Regions from separate parts of the Mus musculus genome. Here region 2 is linked to region 1. Evidence: chromatin contacts called from ENCODE Hi-C data. All regions are on one chromosome and are shown on one strand. The core of a region is the stretch at or near the end of the contact, and the rest is flanking DNA. Distances in the headings are between cores, read along the strand shown. Region 1 holds the start of Pacsin3 (protein kinase C and casein kinase substrate in neurons 3). Region 2 overlaps Banf2os (a long non-coding RNA gene).

Region 1 (4,075 bases), core at 868-3,367:
TCCAAATTTGACTCTGTTTTCCTCAGGGCTCCCTATAGCCCCTGTGCTCTCAGTCCCACTATATATTCCATAGGTTTAGACTGGATCTGTCCAAAGTCACTGACAGACTTCTGCAGTTTTGGTTCACGTTACCCCCGGGCACTAGAATCAGTAACAACTAAATCAGAAAACAAAGGACTGGAGGCTTAGCTCAGAGATAGGACACACTTGAGCCCAGAGGTTAGGTCCATCATCAGCACCAAAAAGGAAAGAAGAATGGCCCATCTGAAGATCAGAAAAGATGCTGGCTACAGCAGCCCTGAGAAAAGCCCGGTCTAAGCTGACTTCCTACATCTGCTGGCAGGAGGGAGACTGGCCTCTCCCTGGGACCTCATTAGCCTATAGTCAACGAAGATCCCTAGACACAGAACAAACTGCCCCCCAAGTTCCACTAGCTCTCCACCTTGTTTCCTCTTGAGTCAGCCCCACTTATCCAGAATGGCTTGCCAGCCAGATAGGGTGGTGGGGAGCAGTAATTATAAATCATTGAGCCATCCAGGACCTGGGGGGCCCTGCCTACTCCAGTCTCCTGCTCCCGGCTCCCAGGAGAGCTGCCCCCAACCCGTTCCTTCTCCCTGGCCCCAGAACAGAGCAGGCTGTGTGTGCAGTGCTGGCACAGCTCCCTCAGGCCTCACAGAGCAAACACTAGCTGGAGCCCCAGGCACAGGCAGGCCCGGCACCCCGGCTTCATCGAGCTCTTGGGGTGGACCTGGCACCTTGGGCCCTGTTGAGGAGGATTGGCATCTTGTGCCTCCTGACATTAGCAGAGACCCACATCTGAGTGAACACATCCTACCACAGCAAGAGGTCAGAGAGCAAGAACAGGTAGTTAAAATCTTTCCAGCCCAGGCTCTCCACTTAGCCTGTCAGAAGGCTTCTGGGACACTGGCAGGGTCTCTTCCCAGCCGCTAGTGCTGAACTGGGAGTTCTGGGCTTCAGGACAGAGCCCACTCTCCCCACCTGAGCTCCAAAGGTTTCTGCCTTGTTCCTTTCTTACACATAAGCCAGCCCCCACCCTTTTCCAGTAGCTGGGGACACAGGCCTGGAAGAGAGCAAAGCTATCCTGCCCAGCCCAGTCCTGTGTCCTGAGTCACAGGCTGCGCCCAAGGGCTTCCCCAGCAGCCTCTCCCAGTCAGCCTGTAGACTTGGATTTAGAGGTGCAGGAGGGTCTGGCTGCTGAACCAGAGAGGGGCGCTTAAAATCAAGAGACTGGCACAGTCTTTTGGAAGGATGGGGGAGGGGGTGGCTCAAAGAAAGGGGGAGGAGGCAGAGCCAGGGAGGGGCATAACAAAGGGGCACTTTTGGAAACCCGACCTGCCGGCTGAGGTGCCTGCTCGCTGATGACGCACTCCTAACCTCCACACCAAATCACAGAACTCAGGGGCTGCCGGTCTTTGGCCTCCACCCTTATAGACAGCGCCACCCGACAAACCACCTCCGGATCCCAGAAGGCTCGGTGTTGAACAACTCCAAGCCGGTGGAGCCAGCCACAGGATAGGCATAGCCAGGCCTAGACATGGAGGCTCTAGGACTTCTTGGACAAACTTGTTGAACTTGGTCTCGGTGGGGAGGTGGGGCCAGCTGGTTACTGCAGCGGGGAAGGGGCGCTGCCTACTAGGGTTAGCCATACAGATAGTGGCGCGAAGGGGCGGGGGGCGGGCTTTTTACAGAGGCCCCTTCTAGGACTTCAGAACGGGCGCAAGGAGAGCAGTTGGGGACCCTCTAGGCACCCTGAGAGATGATTTGCTCCTCCAGCTGGACGCCCCATTTCCCCTGGCTGGCCTGAAGAAACGCCTAATTAGCGTAGGAGATGAGATGGCCTTGCGCTCAGTGGCAGCCAATGGCCGGGGTCTCCGGCGCGGGAGTCCGTCCCATTGCCAACTTCAGGAGTCGAAGGACCAAAGAGCAAGCTAGAGCCACCATGCCGCCGCCGTGCCCCCCAGCTCCCCCTCCAAAGCACTCACCGTGTCCTCTCAGGGGCCCTCGGTGGGTTAGGGGGATCTGGCCACGCTCAGTTCGGAGTCCTACCACTCCCGGGTCCGGGCCACCGCCTCCTGGAGCGCTTCGGGCCCTCCCCCGGGAAGCCCGGCCCCCCGGGCCCGCCCTCTCCGCGGAGCCGCCGCCCCAACCCCACCGACAGCATCCCCGCAGCGGGGACTGCAGGCATCCCTGCGCCAGGTGGCTCGGGATGCGAGCCATAGGATCTGCTCCCCGGGTGCAGAGAAAGCTGGAGCCAATAGTCTAAGGAGGTGCAGCGAGGCTACCAGAGAGCTGTGAGCTTTGTCGCTCTCCGACCTTTCCAGAGACTAGGAGGCCGGTGGGAATGAGCGGGAACTTGCACACTAATCATTAGGGTGGAATTCGGGGACAAAACTGAGGGGGCATTCTTTGCTGAGAGCACCTAGAAAGTTAGAGGTTAGCTACAGGGAGACAGATTCATAACCACCCACTCCTTGTAACCTTGAATGAGGGTTAGAGATACCTTCAGCGGTTATCTGCCCAAGATCTCTAGTCCGGCCGAAGCGAGACTAGAAAAGCCATGCCTACCTAGAGCAGCTCTGCTTGCAGCTTTAGCGCGCATTCCGAGACCTGAGACAAACACGCGGTGGGAGTGGGACAAAAAAACACGAACTCCTCCCCCTCCGTGTTCACGGTTTCAGATTTTCTATCTCAACATATCTTTAAATCCCTTGGTCTCACCTCCTAGTTCAATGTAGACTTTTTCCGAATCGTCTCGATGCCACCCCACCCTAAATAGATCCCTTCTTCACTGCTCCACCCCCAGCCTCTCGGGATTTCAGAGCTTGTGGGTCTGTTATTTATATTCACTGGAGCGGTCCAAGAATGTTCTGAGGCTGACCTAATCTCCACCTGCTCGGCTTCTCCGCCCCTCCTGCTCTCTCCTGAGCCGGGTGACCCCGCAGCGGTGCCCCTGACCCGAGAGACAGGAGGGAACGCGGGCCAGCGGGGTCCCAGGCCTCTGGTGCTCAGGGGTCCTGGAGTCACAGTTCGCTCCGGGTTGGAGAGCCCAAGGGACCGCCCCTTAGGGGACCGTGCGCGCTCTGGGAAGCAACCGGCCTAGCTGCTCTCTATCCAGCACGCACATTTCCAACCCAGCCCCCTCCACGCCCTTAGAAGTGTGAGTACGTGCGCGCGCGGATTTTTTAAAAGACAACTTTAAAAATAACAAAATCGTGTTGTTTCTAAATCTGGAAGGAATCACTGACGTGTGTTCTTTGCTCAGTAGAGTCCACTCACAAAATGGGAAGAGGGGCGGCTGAGGATAACAACGGTAACTTAGGAGTGACACCAGCTGCTGGGGGCTGACTTAGGAGCGTGAAATGGTCTCCTTTAGTTGCCTGTGTTGTCTCAAAGACGAGCATCACCCGTGGCCTGAGGACTCTGGCCGCGCGCGTTGTAGCAAATCTCAAATAGGAGATTTGAAACCTGAGGATGTGGTTTCTGAAACCAATTTCAACTCCCACTCTCTTAAGGCTTGGGCAAATCTTTTCTCTTTATCTTTTTCTGCCTCTATAAAACCTGACAGGTAACCCAGCTGACCTACCACTGGGCCGTGTGCCCCAGTTAATTAATGATTGTTAAACAACTGCAAATGAGAGGGGCTTGGGAAATGTCTAATCACAGCCATGGTGCTTTGCATTATTTGGAATCAGTTAACATCGCACCTAGCGCCTGGGGGCGTTTAGGCACCTAGACAGAAAGTGTGAAAATACAAGAATGAAATTAATTACAGAAGCGGCCTATTAAAACCTCATTAAAAATAAAGTTGGCAGCTAGGCTCTGGGATGTGGGGATGTCAGGATACGGAGGCTCAGGATAGGAGGCTGTTCATCAGACCACAGGGAGGAAAGGATGTGCAGTGGAAAACATCTGGTTTCCCTTGGGGTCAGATCTGGAATCGGAAAGCAGAAATGTTGCAGCTGATCCTAATTGTCCCTAAGGTACTGGGAGGGGGCAAAGGACAGAACATTTTGAGTAGTAGGTGAAAGGAAACAGACACTGGCTCAGAATCCCA
Region 2 (3,681 bases), core at 285-2,784, about 53 Mb before region 1:
TTCAGGTGTAGAGTCCAGAAGGTTGTCGGATCCCCTGGATCTGGAGTTACAGGTGGTTGTAAGCTACTTGAACTGGGTGCTGGGTACTGAACTGCAAGACCAGCAGCCACTCTTAACCTCTGAATCTCTGAGCCAGGGGAGCCAGAGAACTGGATTTCTACGTGAAAAACGTCTGAGACTTAAATGTTGACAACTAATTCAGAAGCTGAGGACATTAAGGATGTCTTGGGGTGAAGCAGGAACGGGGGGCAGCTTCTGGGACCTTGTGTTCTGGGGGAGGGCTGACGCCAGACCTGGCCCAAGGCAGACTGTATGACCACCCCATCCTGCACCTTGGACCCTTCTCTGCCACTGGTGTGTCCCTGGCTCCTCCCAGATCTGAAGCTCTCCTCTTCCCGCAGTGCGTGGCTGCTGTTGGAGTCACCTTGCGTGAGGGGACAGTACGGTTGGGTAATTTGATTGACAATTTGATTGGATTAAATAACATCCTCTGCTTGGCTAGTGTTAGGCTGACCGCTCAGTATTCTCAGCTTCTGAATTAGTTGTCAACATTTAAGTCTCAGGCGTTTTTCACGTAAAAATCCAGTTCTCTGGCTCCTCACGGGGTGGTGGTGGTGGTGGTGGTGGTGAGGAGAGCGACAACTAGGTTTGTAATCTGTGGTAGATGCCACAGGGTCTGGCCAAGCCCAGCAACTTCATCTTGGGGAACAATACCATAGAACCCATCATTCTCTCATGTCTCAAGCATGTGGGAGAGGCAAGAGGAAAGAGAAATATTTTGTCCCCGTATCTCTAAGGCGAAGGGGAAATCTGCGACCAGGGAGGTTAATACGTATTCCAAGAATGCCTGAGTCTAATGCGTACAGTTCAGGGGCGCCATTAGCGAGCGCCTTAGGACCCTGTGTATGCGAGCTGCGTATCCTACCAGACCTCAGCCTTTCCAGATGTTGGGCCTCCCTCCCCTCCTCCATCCCATTTTGTTAAAAGCAGCTGTTTCCACCCCCTTCCAGCTCCCCAAGTGCTGATTTCATCTCCCCACCCCCAGCCCCCTTCCCCAACAAAAGTTTAGAGCCAGGAGAGAACTGGTTTGGCAGAAAGCCAACATGCCGTGGGAGGAAGAGGACAACGTGGAGAAAGTGGGAGCCAAGTAGAGGCTGAGCAGGAAGGCTTGGACCCAGGCTCTGAGGACTCTAAGAAGCCAGGCTATCCAGCGGATCCAGATGTGGGAGTAGCCTCTTCGCTTAAAGGTGGAGCCCAGAAAGTTCTTTTGCTCCACAATTTGTTCCTGGTGTAGTCGGAAAGAGGTAGAGAAGAGCCAAAGAGGCAAGAAGAGGGAGAGAAGATAGATTCCCTCCAGCCCCGAGCTGGAGCATCGACCCCAGTCCTCTACTCGCCCCATCTCTGCTCTGGCTGCAGTTTTGAGCCTGTATGTTTGTTATGCTGGGCTGAAAGGAGGCCAAGGAATCATGACGTGGTTAAAGGGTAACCAAGGCCCAGGCGACTGGCCTGCAGTCACACCAGATCCAGGAGGAGTGGGCAGCCCACAAGGCACGGGGTGGAGGTGGGTGGGGGTGTGGGGCCTGCACCCAGCTCTCAGAGTCAAATGTTGTCGTCCCTGCCCCCATTCACAGCAGCTCCATAGTTCTTCTTATCCTCCCACCCCCACCCCTATTACAGCTGAGCCAACGTCTTTGAGGTCTGGAAAAATTCCTTTCCCCTTAACTTTGAAAAGAAAAAAAGTTGAAAATTTCCAAAAGGACCACGTGAGTAAGGCACAAAGGGAAACCCAGAAATGGAGACTTGGGGAGCTTGCAGGGCACTCATGGCTGTGCTAACTTAATGCCTTGGGGAAGACCCATGGTGGGCACTCCCAAGAGGGGCATTTGCTCCTTGCAATTCTCCAAGGAAGTGCAAAGTGGGGCTGGAGGAGGCTGAACAGGCATTGATGGGTCTGCTTTTGTCCTGGTGGGGACCCAGCATCTCTCCTAAGCTTGGAGCCTTTTGGGAGGAAGGGGTTCTCCATTCAGCCCCGGTGTTCCCTGGATCACGTGGTCCTTCCTCCTTCCCCAAGAAAGGCACCTAATTTAATTTCTATCTTCTCTCAAATCTCTGGCTCCTGGCTTGGGATGGCTCCCTGTGTGTGTGTGTGTGTGTGTGTGTGTGTGTGTGTGTGTGTCCCACCTGGTCAGGTTTCCAGAGGCCATATGGAGCTCAGACTGACTATGCTCTGGAGCAGTCATGCCCCTGCATACGCTATGCACACATATTGCTCGAAGGCTATGACATTTTTAGGATTCTCGTTGTTCTGATTTAAGGGATTGAATTTATCCATAGACAACCGACCCAGTGTGATGCTATGAAGAAGTTATACATGGGGTCGCTGGGACCAGATGGCCCAGCTGGTAAAGGCAGTTGTCCCAGAGCCTGATGACTAGAAGAAGGAAGTCTTCTGACCTGCACATGTGTGCTGTGGTGTGGGCAGGCACACATAGACAGATACGCTAAACAAGTAAATGTAAAAGAAAGCAACCACCAGCCTTTTCACATTTGCATGTTAATGTAATCAAAGACAAAATGCACGTGGCTTCCCTCTCCATCTTCTCCCTTCTCTCAAGGGGCAACCACCATCTTCCAGGACTGTATTATGCAAGCATATATATGCTTAAGAAAAAAAAATTCATTTCTACCCACCTATAATTATCTATTGCTACCTGCGGGACATTGTTCCAGGAGCTCTCCTGCAGACAGCAAAATCCTCGGATTCTCAAATCTTTTGTTTAAGAAAAGCACAACATTAGCATATAACCTGTGCATATCTCACCTCTGGATTATTTATAATGTTGAATATAATGTAAATGCTATGCAAATGGTTGTTCAACTCTATTGTTTAAGGCATCCTGGCAAATGTTCAGTAGAGACATGATTTCTTTCTGAACGGTTTTCAGTCCACTGTTGTTTGGCTCCACGGATGCAGACGAGAGGCTCTGTAACTCATTTTCCTAATGTTTTTACAATTGCAGTTTTAAGGTCTGATTTATCTGGAATTCATATTCGTGAGAGGAAGAAGGTAGGGACCCATCCTGAACTTTTCCCCAGATGACGGGATGACCCCATGAAGGGATGAGCTGAAGTCTTTTGAATAAGCCACTTATGAGACTGATGTTCCCAGAAGGCTGTGCTGACGCGTATTAATGGGGAGGCTAGAGACAGGAGGAGCCTCAGCTTTGGCTCTGCCTTCTTGAGAAGTTCAGTTCAGATTACAAACTTGCACATCGCCTGGCTGAAGCAAAGCCCAGCAGCTGACCAGGTCTCTTTCGTAGCTACCTGGGTGATTGATTCCTCTCTTTCCTTAACCACTTGACTCTCGCCCCCTCGGGCTTTCCCTTCCTTGGCACAGGGCACTCTGAGGAGGGTGGTTTTCTTTGGCCTTTCCCCTCTGACTAGAGGGTTCTCTGTGGGTTCCTACTAGTTGGGCACCTCCCAGACCTCACTGCTCATTTAACTACCAGACACACTTCTCAGTGGATGCTCAGATTTCAGGCAAGGAGAAAACAAAGTTTAATTTAAGAAAGCCAGGCTTAAGCTTCTTGCTTGAGGTCTCACTTTGACCAAATGCAGGATCAGCCATAGGCTAGCCTCTGCTCACAGACTGTGAACTATTGCCTACCCAGGAAACTGTCA

The links. Hi-C counts contacts between places; a loop is a spot of excess contacts on that map.
Region 2: a loop to region 1 is called in a map of T-helper 1 cell, with 41 times the contacts of the local background. The contact joins the enhancer-like site here to the promoter of Pacsin3 in region 1. A Hi-C loop is called at or near these places in 2 of 37 maps with a recorded cell type or tissue (T-helper 1 cell and T-helper 17 cell).

The regions. Positions count from the first base shown.
Region 1 is chr2:91,254,855-91,258,929 of GRCm38, reverse strand. It overlaps Pacsin3 (protein kinase C and casein kinase substrate in neurons 3), which reads right to left and starts at 2,117. Exons shown (of 11, transcript NM_001289678.1): 1 at 2,004-2,117.
Region 2 is chr2:144,157,969-144,161,649 of GRCm38, reverse strand. The region is part of intron 2 of Banf2os (a long non-coding RNA gene); the gene reads left to right. Among named protein-coding and RNA genes, the nearest start is that of Gm5535, 29 kb to the left of the region's middle. Within about 2 kb of position 1,534, at least 1 of the 3 ENCODE cell types and tissues checked has a DNase peak (open chromatin) inside an H3K27ac peak, as active enhancers do.